Linked DNA regions of Homo sapiens: region 2 is linked to region 1. A link is a loop called in an ENCODE intact Hi-C map of the cell type or tissue named here. Cell type or tissue: dorsolateral prefrontal cortex. All regions are shown on one strand. Each heading gives the region's core, and the rest is flanking DNA. Links, peaks and the distances in the headings are about the cores only.

The links. A loop is a pair of places that touch in the nucleus more often than their neighbours do. Peaks named below come from ENCODE experiments on the same cell type or tissue, not always from the same donor. Only the 100,000 strongest peaks of a DNase experiment are listed, where the experiment ranks them.
Region 2: a loop joins it to region 1, with 2.1 times the contacts of the local background. A loop is called at or near these places in 15 of 110 quality-filtered maps.

What each region holds. Positions count from the first base shown.
Region 1 is chr3:69,540,094-69,545,468 of GRCh38, forward strand. It overlaps a transcript of FRMD4B not described here. Among named protein-coding and RNA genes, the nearest start is that of FRMD4B, 160 kb to the left of the region's middle. In dorsolateral prefrontal cortex, for the core only: no CTCF peak of the experiment used is centred there; DNase peaks (open chromatin) are centred at 1,876 and 2,618; H3K4me3 peaks cover 3,232 bases; H3K27ac peaks cover 3,257 bases; H3K27me3 peaks cover 3,117 bases.
Region 2 is chr3:69,449,651-69,455,025 of GRCh38, forward strand. It overlaps a transcript of FRMD4B not described here. Among named protein-coding and RNA genes, the nearest start is that of FRMD4B, 66 kb to the left of the region's middle. In dorsolateral prefrontal cortex, for the core only: a CTCF peak has its summit at 2,072 (motif pointing right); no DNase peak of the experiment used is centred there.

The sequences.
Region 1 (5,375 bases), core at 68-5,067:
GAGGGAAGAGAATCGCATGGGCCTGGGAGGCAGAGGTTGCGGTGAGCCGCGATCGCGCCACTGCACTCCACTCTGGGTGACAGAGTTCGAAGGAAAAAAAAAGGAAGAATTGTAGAAACACCAATACATCCACCACCTGTCTTGTGACACTTAATTTAGAGACAAAAATATATACAGAGTGCTTACTGAGTGTCAATCTCTCTTAAATATCATCTTTTTAAATTTATTAAAAATATATAGGCCGGGTGCCGCGGCTCACCCCTGTAATCCCAGCACTTTGGGAGGCCGAGGCGGGCGGATCACAAGGCCAGGAGATGGCGACCAGCCTGGCTAACGCTGTGAAGCCCCGTCTCTATTAAAAATACAAAAAATTAGCCAGGCGTGGTGGCATGCGCCTGTAATCCCAGCTACTCGGGAGGCTGAGGCAGGAGACTCGCTTGAACTCGGGAGGCAGAGGTTGCAGTGAGCCGAGATCGGCCACTGCATTCTAGCCTGGGCGACAGAGTGAGACTCTGTCTCTAAAAAAAAAAAAAAAAAAAAAAAATATATATATATATATATATATATACACACACACACACACACACACACACACACACGGCAGTTATTGTTATTGTTATTATTTTCTTCATACTCATTACCACCACCACTGCAGCACATCCCTTTCGGAGGCACTGTCTTGTTAAGAGCCTGGCATCTGAAATTAGATCTTACATAAACCACAGATTACTGGTGGGACTTCCGGTAAGTTACTTAACCTCTCTCAAGGGCTAGGTTTACCACTTCATGGATTATGGATGATGCCCCAAAAGTGCCTACCAGGATGCCTGGCACACAGTAAGCTCTCTAAACCACCACTCTTCACAGCATGTGTATGACATATGAAAGTGCGTCTTGATGAGGTTAAGTAAGGCGAAGCTGCTTTTCTTCCCCTCTAGACATTTGATTTGGAAACCCCACAGATCCATTCCCTTTAGGACGGGAAACAGCACGTCGGGGATCGCGCTATAATCTTGTACACATCTTTCGAGTTGGCTAGTAAATTTCTGGGGCGACATTACCTAATCTTCAAGGATCAACCAGCTTCCCGGAAAGACTGCTGCCATCAGCACCCTAAGGTCTTTCTTCCCGAAAGGCCCAGCCTCTAGTCGCAGCCGTCTGGGTACCAGCAAACACACCAAATCAGTTCGCGAAGTTCAGAGGACTTGGCTCTGGTATGTTTACAAGTCCTAACAGATCGCAGGAATGTTCAGGATAATTATTACCCCACCCAGGAGCGCCCAGCCCAACCCTCTCACATCTGGAAGGAAGCGGCCACACAAAGGAGAGCGAGAGAGAGAGAGAGACCTCCTCCTGCGGCTGCTTTCTCAGGCGGGAGAAGATTTAATACACGTCTCACCCCTTTTGTGAACAAGAGCAGGCACTGTTCAGTATCCTTCAAAGCACAGGACATCCAATGCAAGGGAAGAGTTTGTCCTCTATTCCAAACGAAATGGCATTTCTCAAAGTAGGAGCTAAAGATTATATTTATTTTTTCCTCCCCAGATGAAAATGAAAAGTGAAATACTCCACAAAATAAGAAGCTATTCACATGCACACTGCCTCTCCAACATAGGAGCGGCTAGGATCTGAAACACCTATTTGAAAAGGGCAGCCAAACGAAACCCTTAGTGTCCTCTGCTAACTCCAGGGATTTCCCCCCCCTCTTTTCGCTGCCTTTTAGAAGTATCTCTGGGGGCCAGATCTGGGCTTCATCAGCTTTTCTCCCGACCTCCCACGAACGCGCGGCAACCGAAGCACGCGGTCCCCGGCGGCGCGTTTGCAAACCCCACCAACGCCAACGCCTCGAAACCGCCAAACTTCCTGTCTCCATACCACCAAAGCGACCAAAGCGCCGTGCCAAGTGCCCCAGGGACTCCAGCGGAGGCTGCACTAGACCTCGAGCCCCAGGGCGGGGTTTTCCGCTCTCCCAAACTCCTGGGACCCGCACCTCCGCTGGGGGTCTCCAAACGTGCGCGCTGCGCCCGGGGCGCACCGGGCGCGCCCGTGGCCGCGTCTTGCGGCCTCGCCCTGGCAGCACGCTTGGGGAGCCCGGGGCGGTCGCCCACCTACCTGCTCCGCCACCTCCTCCCTGCGGCGCTCCGGGGCTGTAGACGGCTACTTTATTGTCTCGGCTGCGCACCGCGCGGGACCTGGGGACCCGGCTCTGCGCCAGTCCTGCAAGTCCACTCTGCGCTGTGCCTTCCCCGGCGGCGGCTGCCTTCCTCTTCTTCCTCTTCCTCTCTGTCCAAGCTCCAGCTCAGCACGTGAGCTACGCAGCCCGACTCCCGGGCTCTCTGGGCAGCCAGCGCCTGCCGCATCCCCCGGCCCGGGTCTGCAGGTCGCCCCCGCCACCGCCGCTCGCCGTGCGTCCTCGCTTTGCTCCACACTTACAGCTGTGCCCCGGGCCGCCTTTCTCGCGTCCTTCCGTCCTGCCTGCCTCCTCTCGCTGTCAGCCGGGGCTTTCGGCTCCCTCTCTCCCCAGCAGCCCCCGCCCGCCGCCTCTCCGGGGGCTGGGGCGGCCGCTGCCAATGAGGCTCGGCTGATGCGCTGTTCCGGCCCAGTCATTGTATCGGGAGGGAAGGAAGGGGAGGGGGAGAGGGAGGAAGGGAGGGGGCGCCCTCGGCCCCCGCCGCACGGGGCTGCGGGCTGGGCTAGCCTTCCCCGGCAGAGAAAGGGCGCCGGTGCCAGGAGGCGCGGAGCGGTGCCTGCCAGGAGGAGGGGAAAGAGGGGGTCACCAGCCCGCGCCTCTCCATCGCTCCCTCCGACTCCTCCAAGCTCTGGGCGGAACTTGATTCTGCCTCACCGGCTTCAGGCATCCCAGGACCTGAGTGCTGTTAGAATAAAGGGTATGAGGCACCGGTGGCAGAGGGAGGCGCAGAATGCACCCAGCCACCCAAGAGGGGCTGGCGAAATGACTCCTGAGATCCCTGCAAATCTGAAACCATTGCACTTGAAGACAGAAAGAAAAAAAAAAAAAGGCGAGTCTATCCCATATCAGGCATTTATCCCTAAGAACAATTTTTGTTTTATTATGCGTTCTTTACATGAAACTCGGGAGGCTCAGAGAGGTTAGCTCAAAATAGCTGATGAGTGACAGGGCAGAGATTCCAACTTGATCTGGTGCTGAGTGTAACACAGCAAATGGGAGAGGAAGGAGAGGAAAGGAGGATTCTTCATGAACGACTTCCTATTGAGAGTTTTTATATTCTCTTCAAATGAGCTGACAAGGAGAGAACCAAAGGTGATCCGACAGGGCTGGGAGAAAATATTTCCCAAACAGCCTTAAATGTATGTCCCGTGACCAGACTTCACTTCTCCATACACCGTGAATTAATTTTTCTCTACACACTATGAATTAATTTATTTTAAAAAGCAAATCCATTTTTAAAAATAATTGTCTCACAACTACACAATCACATAGCTTTGGATTTTTGTTGAAAATTAAATTGATTTATCCAATATCAATATTTTAAAGACTCCACAGTTTCTGTGACCGTGGTTTTGGCCTTTCTTCCTCCTTCTCCTCCAACTTCCCCTACCCGTCTTTCTCCCCCTTCCTCCCTTCCTTTTTGACAGGTCACCAGCCTAGAAAAAGAATGGGGGCACGGGGCATCTTGATTTCACAGGCCCTGGTGTAGCTGCTACTGACATGAGGGAGCAAGTAGCAAGCAAGATCTGAAGTAGTAAAGGTTCAAGATAGCATGTTGCGGAATATTGTATGTGTGCAGAATGAGGTTTAATTACATTTGCTTCTGATGTTGAATGGATTGTTTGCTTTTAATTAAATAGAATATATTGAATGAATAGCTAACATTTATTGAGTGGTAATTACACGCCCGGCCTCCCCACCCTGTCCCCAAGACTTGAGCTAAATAAGCACTTCTCTTGGCATCATCTTATTGCGTTCTCCTGGGAGAATGGGAGTGGACTGAAAGCCCCCTGTGGCCAGGGTCTATGTTCGCCTTGTTCAGCATCAGGCACATAGCAATGGCTATTCAGTGTCAGTTGAGTTAAGGGAGCCCTGTTTTACTAAGGAGGAACCTGAGGCTCTGAGAGGTTAGTTGACCTGCCTGATAGTATGAAACTAGAAAGTGGCAGTGCCTATCTATAAATGCAGGTCTGGTAACTCGCTACCCGTTGCACAATACAATCTATTCAACAGGTATTGGAGCATAAGGACCCCAGGTAGGGGAGTGATGCAATGAATAATGGTTTGCCCAGTGCTCACAAATGCCACAATTTCTCCAGAGAGAAAATAAATACATGTAGCATAGTCATTAGAAAACACTACAGAGTGTAGGGCAAAATGGAACAATGCAGGTAAAATGCCCAGCTTAAGGCTGGGCATCTAAGAAGTGTGTGGCATTTATTATGTTTGGGGAAAAAACTGGATACAGACTATTACATGAAAATGCAATGTAAGAGATGTCAGAAAGGTTTATCTTTATTGGTGAGAGTAGTCCAGAAGAATTTCCTTGAAGATGTGGGATATTTACTGGATTTTCTTGGAGCAAAGGGGCTTTGGCTTAAAAATGGGGGCTCCAGGTTTGTTCTATGTGGGTTTGAAGCCCAGCTTTTCAAAATACTCAGCCTTTCTAGGCTTCATTTTCTTTTTCTGTTAAACAGGGTTAATAATAATGCATTACTTACAGGGGTATTGTAAGGATTAAATTAGTTAATATGTGGAAAGCATTTGGAATAGTGCCTCATGCATGATAAATGCTTAATAAATACTAGCTATTATTATTAAAGGACAGAGGCTGATTTCTTTCCAAATTCCATCTTCTGAAAAATAAATATTTATAGAATAAATATTTATAGAATAAATATTTATAGAATAAATATTTATGGAATATTTATGGAAAACAGCAAAATTAAAACCACAACACAATTGAACCTGCAAAAACTTTTTTTCCTTTATTTTATCCTAATATAGAATTATCAACCTGGCTGCATATTAGAGTTCTGGGGATGTTTTTTCTTTATTTGTTTGTTTGTTTTCAATACTGGAAACAATTATATTAGAATCTCTGGGGGTGGAGTTTGGGCATCAGGATTTTCTTAAAGCTTTGTAGGTGAAATCATTATACAGTAGGGATTGGAATCACCGAAATGTCCATAGGATGTCCGTAGGAACTACCTGAAACCTACTCATGGACTACGTATTTGGATTCTGTATTATAGACTTGGCTGCAGGAACCACATCCAGAGGGAAAACAACACATCCTTTACTTTTTGTGTGACTAGTAAATACCTAACTCTAGGATAGGTACTATGCCAAAACAAACAAACAAACACACAAAAAACTGCAACAAACAAGATAAAGGAAATGA
Region 2 (5,375 bases), core at 109-5,108, 90 kb before region 1:
TAAAAAGACTGAGTGTGAAATCCAGGTCTTCTGAATCAGATTCTAAATTCTTAGTCTTGTGATTTTTTTTTTCCCCTAAGGCTTTTGTTTTGTTTTGTTTTCAATGGTTATACAGGTTCAATGCAGAAATTTTGGAAAACCCAGAAAAGCACAAAGAAAAACTGTTAGACCAATTTTTAACAATTTAAAATTGTTAATCTCCATACTTTAAGACAATCACTCAAACTTTTAGTAGGGCACTATGATACAGAAACTAAGAGGGCTGCTTCTGGAGTCATATATTTGGCTTCTTATCCTGACTCCTATGCTTGACAAGCTTGTGGGCATGGAAGTTACTTTACCTTCCTCAGCCTCAGTTTCCCTGCCAGTAAAATGGGGAGAACAAGGTTCCTCAGCGTCAGTTTCCCTGCCAGTAAAATGGGGAGAACGAGGTCACTGATTTCTCAAGGTTGTGAGAATGAGGTGAGATGAAATTTGTAAAGCATCTCATACAATGCCTGCAGACAATAATCATTAGCCATCATGATTATATACTTTCAGACATTTATTTATGTTCACGTTTTTATGCTTTAAAAAAGTAAACCACTTCAGGCCAAATGTCGTGGCTCTTGCCTGTAATCCCAGCACTTTGGGAGGCCCAGGCAGGAGGATCACTTGAACCCAGGAATTATAGATCAGCCTGAAAAGAATTAGCCAGGCATCATGGCATGGGCCTGTAGTTTCAGCTACTTGGGAGACTGAGGTGGGAGGATCGCTTGAGCTCAGGTTCATTCCAGCCTGGGTGACAGAGTGAGACGCTGTCTCAAAAAAAAACAAAATAGGCTGGGGGTGGTGGCTCACACCACTAATCCCAGCACTTTGGGCGGCCAAGGCAGGCAGATCACCTGAGGTCAGGAGTTCAAGACGAGCCTGTCCAACATGGGGAAACCCCGTCTCTACTGAAAATACAAAAAATTAGCTGGGCATGGTTGTACGTGCCTATAATCCCAGTTACTCGGGAGGCTGAGGCAGGAGAATCGCTTGAACCCAGGAGGCGGAAGTTGCAGTGAGCCAAGATTGTGCCATTGCACTCCAGCTTGGGCGACAAGAGTGAAACTCCACCTCCAAAACAACAACAACAACAACAAAACCCCAACAACAAAACAACAACAACAAAAAATGTAAGCCAGTTCTGTGGCCTTTTTCCATCTGATGGTACATTTGCCATGAAAAGTCATTTTCTGATGGCCTTCCCACTAAACTAAACTTTCCCAGAAAAGTCCAAATTTAAACAGTTATCTGAAGAGCCACACACTGGGGCTCTGACTAATAAGAAGAAATTCCCACAACCCAGCTAATATCTCGAGTTTTAGATTATGTACAAGGCTGCGGCCATATCCTAATGATGACTTCTAGCAGAGCTTCAGAAAGAATGTGGCTCCCTCCTTCCACTCCGAGCCTCTGCTTCTCAGTGCTTCCAGGAACCAGCAGGGCCCCAGGGACCTTTCCACATCAGGGTAATATCAGAGGATGATGTGTGATTTTATCATAGCCAGGGTGGTGATTTCCAAGTAAAGTAGGGATGGTTTTTGAGAATAAAAACTGTCCTGCTGCGATCTCTTTTCTTCCTATCCTGCACCAAAACAAACAAACAAACAATAAACCACTACCTACATTTGTGAGACTCCAGAAAGAACTGTTGGCCTGGCAATGATCAGTGACTGATGGATGATAGCTGTAGGAAGTGCTGTGATAAGGTTTATGAAGCTGTAGCCTGGATCAGTGGAAGAATATATTGTGATTGATCAGCAATGTCTGCAGTGGAAGGTGGAAACAGCACGGTGGTACACAGGCCATGGTGCTGTCCTCCCTGGTCTATTTTAATGTCTTCTCTTTATAGGTATGAAAAATAAGGTTTACAGCAATGAGGTATCATGGCTTATCCACCCACAAGTGCAGAGACAGAACATGGCAAAGCTGAGACTAGCAACCATTCCTTATGGTTTGTAGCTCAGCAATCCTCTCATGCCAAGATGCCTTTCTTCTCTGGTGGGTAAGATGGTTTACTTCTTATAACCACTAGGTGGTCCTGGCATGTTACAACCTATTCAGATCACTTCCATAATGAAAAAATTATGCCAAGATAATTTAAAAAAACACCAGTCCCAGCTCTGTACTAAGGCCCTGGCAACAGCCAGCACACAGCTGTTATGAGGATGCATATTCTCTTTTGACAAAAGACAGGTGGCTGGTGGTGTCATGTTGGTCTGAGATAACATACTGTGCAGAAAGAGAGACAAGCAGGGAAGGAGAGATTTCTTTCCCAGACTCTCACATAAATGGATTTCTTCTTTGCATAATGGAGCTCTAAATAAATAAAATACAAAACAAATGTTTACAATATTGTTGAGACACTGAGTTGTTCCTCTCCAGGAAAATGGAATTCAACACGAACTTTATAATGGTAGGAGGAAGAAGCATCATCATTTATTCCTTCATATGTTCACCAGATTATTTACTAAGTGCCAGCCATGTGCAAAGCACTAGGGATGCAACAGTGATCGGAAGAGAAATAGTTTATGTCCTCACATGAAGTCTACTGGGAAAGCTGGACTATTAACAAGCATTGTAATAAGTGTGTATATACAAAGAAGAAGACAGTATTGAGGAAGCAACTGGGCAGAGGTGAAGGATCAACAGGATTGGCATGCTTAAGTAGAAAGGGCATGTGATTTGGAGCTGGTCAAAAGCGAAATCTTTTCTTGCCACTTACCGAGTGGGTGACCTTGAGCAAGTCATTTAGACTTTCTACCCCAATTTCCTTATCTGTGAAACAAAGCTAATAATTTCTACCCTGTCAGGATTATGCTAGGTATTGAGTTAAAGTTTATTAAGTTCCCAGGGAAGCCTGGCACAGAGTATGAGTTCAACACATATTTGTCAAGTGAATGAAAGAATCATTATCAAATACACATTGGATCTCTAATAGAAAAAGTGACACTTGGGCAGAGACTGATGAAACAGAGAGAAACTAGACATTAGTCTTGTCTTATACCTATTTAGAGACTGAGACTATATAGCAAATAGCAAATTCATAAAGAAGCACATTTCATGTGGCTAGGTCAGGAAGTACTCTACAACAGAACTGTCTAGCAGAAACATAACGTGGGTCACAAATGACAGGCACATGTATAATTTTCAGATTTCTGCAGCCACATTAATAAAAGTAAGAAAGAAAAATAGAATAAGTTTAGCAATATATTTAACCCAACATAGCCAAAACATTATTATTTTACATATAGCTGACGTAAGTTTATTGATACAATATTTTGCATTCTATTTTTCGTACTAAGCCTTCAAAATCCAGTGTGTGCTTTATATTTACACTACATCTCAATTTGGCCTTGCCATGTTTCAGATGCTCAGTTGCCATGTGTGGCTAATGGCTTCCATACTGGACAACACAATTCCAGAAGTGTGGGGATGGGAGAGTTTATTGAAGACACAGGCAGTCAGGTGGGCTTAGGGAAGAGATGAAGAGATGGGCTTGAGTAGATGGCCATTAAAAGACCTGATTTGGTGTTTTTAAAAGCTGTATCTATGTACAGTGCCTTGTGTTGCAGCACCTTATAGAAGCCTCTTGCATCTGGCTGGCTCTGTGTCAGGGACCTTCTGAATCTACTTCTGGTGCAGGGGTCATATTCTTGCATTTGGTCCTTACTCTCTGATGGCACCTTCAGACTCTCAGACTGTACTTTGCTTCCTGGTACCCTCTGACTTGGCACCGTGCATAGCGCCGGGCACCTGGAAAGCACATGTATGTAAAAGCAGATTTCTTGGCTGCATAATGCAGCTCTAAATAAATAAAATACAAAGTGATGCCTGGAGCTAGCCAAACTCTGGCTCTCAAAGCTGCTAGGGCTATCAGAGTTGTCCTCTAGCCTAGGGAGACACACAGAGTTACAAGTTTAAAAAATCCCAGGAATATTCCCAGTAGAAAACCAATCTCAGCATGGCTTCCCAGTGGGGGAGAGATGGGCACATGGCCTGGCTGGGGTGCATGGCATTTGGCAGAGAGGAATTGGAAAAAGGAGGAGATGATTATCTGACGCTTTGAGAGCAGGTCCTGGCCAAGTGCATTCTCTAAGGTGAAATGGAGTAAGGAAATCCATGTAGCCAAGAAAAGTGCAGTGATGTGTACCAGAAAGAAATTCAGATGATGGATAAAGGATGAGTGAGAAAAATGGATGTGAAAGGAGGGAGGCAGAAGCCTAGAAAACAAGAGTCCCCATAAGAACTTGGTATCTCCTCACTTAAGCAAGCATTGATGTGTCCCCCGCACTGGGACCCAAGCTGGATCACAGTGGTGGGCTGCACCCATGTTTGCCTCCTCCTCAGGCCTATACCATCCCACAGCCCAGGACAATCAAATAAATAAGAGAAGTAGATTGGATGAGGAGGCAGAACACATTCTCCTGCTGTATCCCCAGCGATAACAGTAACAATGAAGAAGGAGGAATTTCTGAGTGGGCTGTAATTTCTGTTCAATAGTATCATCAAAGGAACTCCTGTCCCATGTGTAGAAGGAGATACTCACTCCCTGACTTTACCCAACTAACAGCAAGTAGGAACGTTGGGAGGTGACAGCGTGCTGGCAGCCCTCGCTTGCTCTCTGCCCCTCCTCGGCCTCAGTGCCCACTCTGGCCGCACTTGAGGAGCACTTCAGCCAGCTGCTGCACCGTGGGAGCCCCTCTCTCTGGGCTGGTTGAGGCCAGAGCCACTCCCTCTGCTTGCTGGGAGGTGTGGAGGAAGAGGTGCAAGTGGGAACCAGGGCTGTGCGCCACACTCACGGGCCAGCGCCAGTTCCAGGTGGGGTGGGCTCGGCAGGCCCTGCACTCCCAGCAGCTGGCCGGCGCCACCGGCCCCGGGCAGTGAGGGGCTTAGCACCCAGGCCAGCAGCTGCGGAGGGTGTGCCGGGTCCCCCAGCACTGCCGGCCCGCCCACGCCACACTCTAATTCTGGCCAGGCCTCAGCCACCTCCCCGAGGGGCAGGGCTTGGGACTGCAGCCCACCATGCCTGAGCCCCGCAGTGGGCTCTGGTGCAGCCAGAGCCTCCCCAAAGGGCACCACCCCCTGCTCCGTGGCACCAGGTCCCATCAACTGCTAAAGGGCTGAGGAGGGCAGGCGCACCATGCAGGACTGGCGGGCACCTCCGCCCGTGGCCCCTGCGTGGGATCCACTAGGGAAGTCAGCTGGACTCCTAAATCGGGTGGGGACTTGGAGAACTTTCATGTCTAGCCGGAGGATTGTGTATGCGCCCATCAGCATTCTGTGTCTAGCTTGGAGTTCGTGGGTACAACACTCAGCACTCTAAATCTAGCTAATCTGGTGGGGAC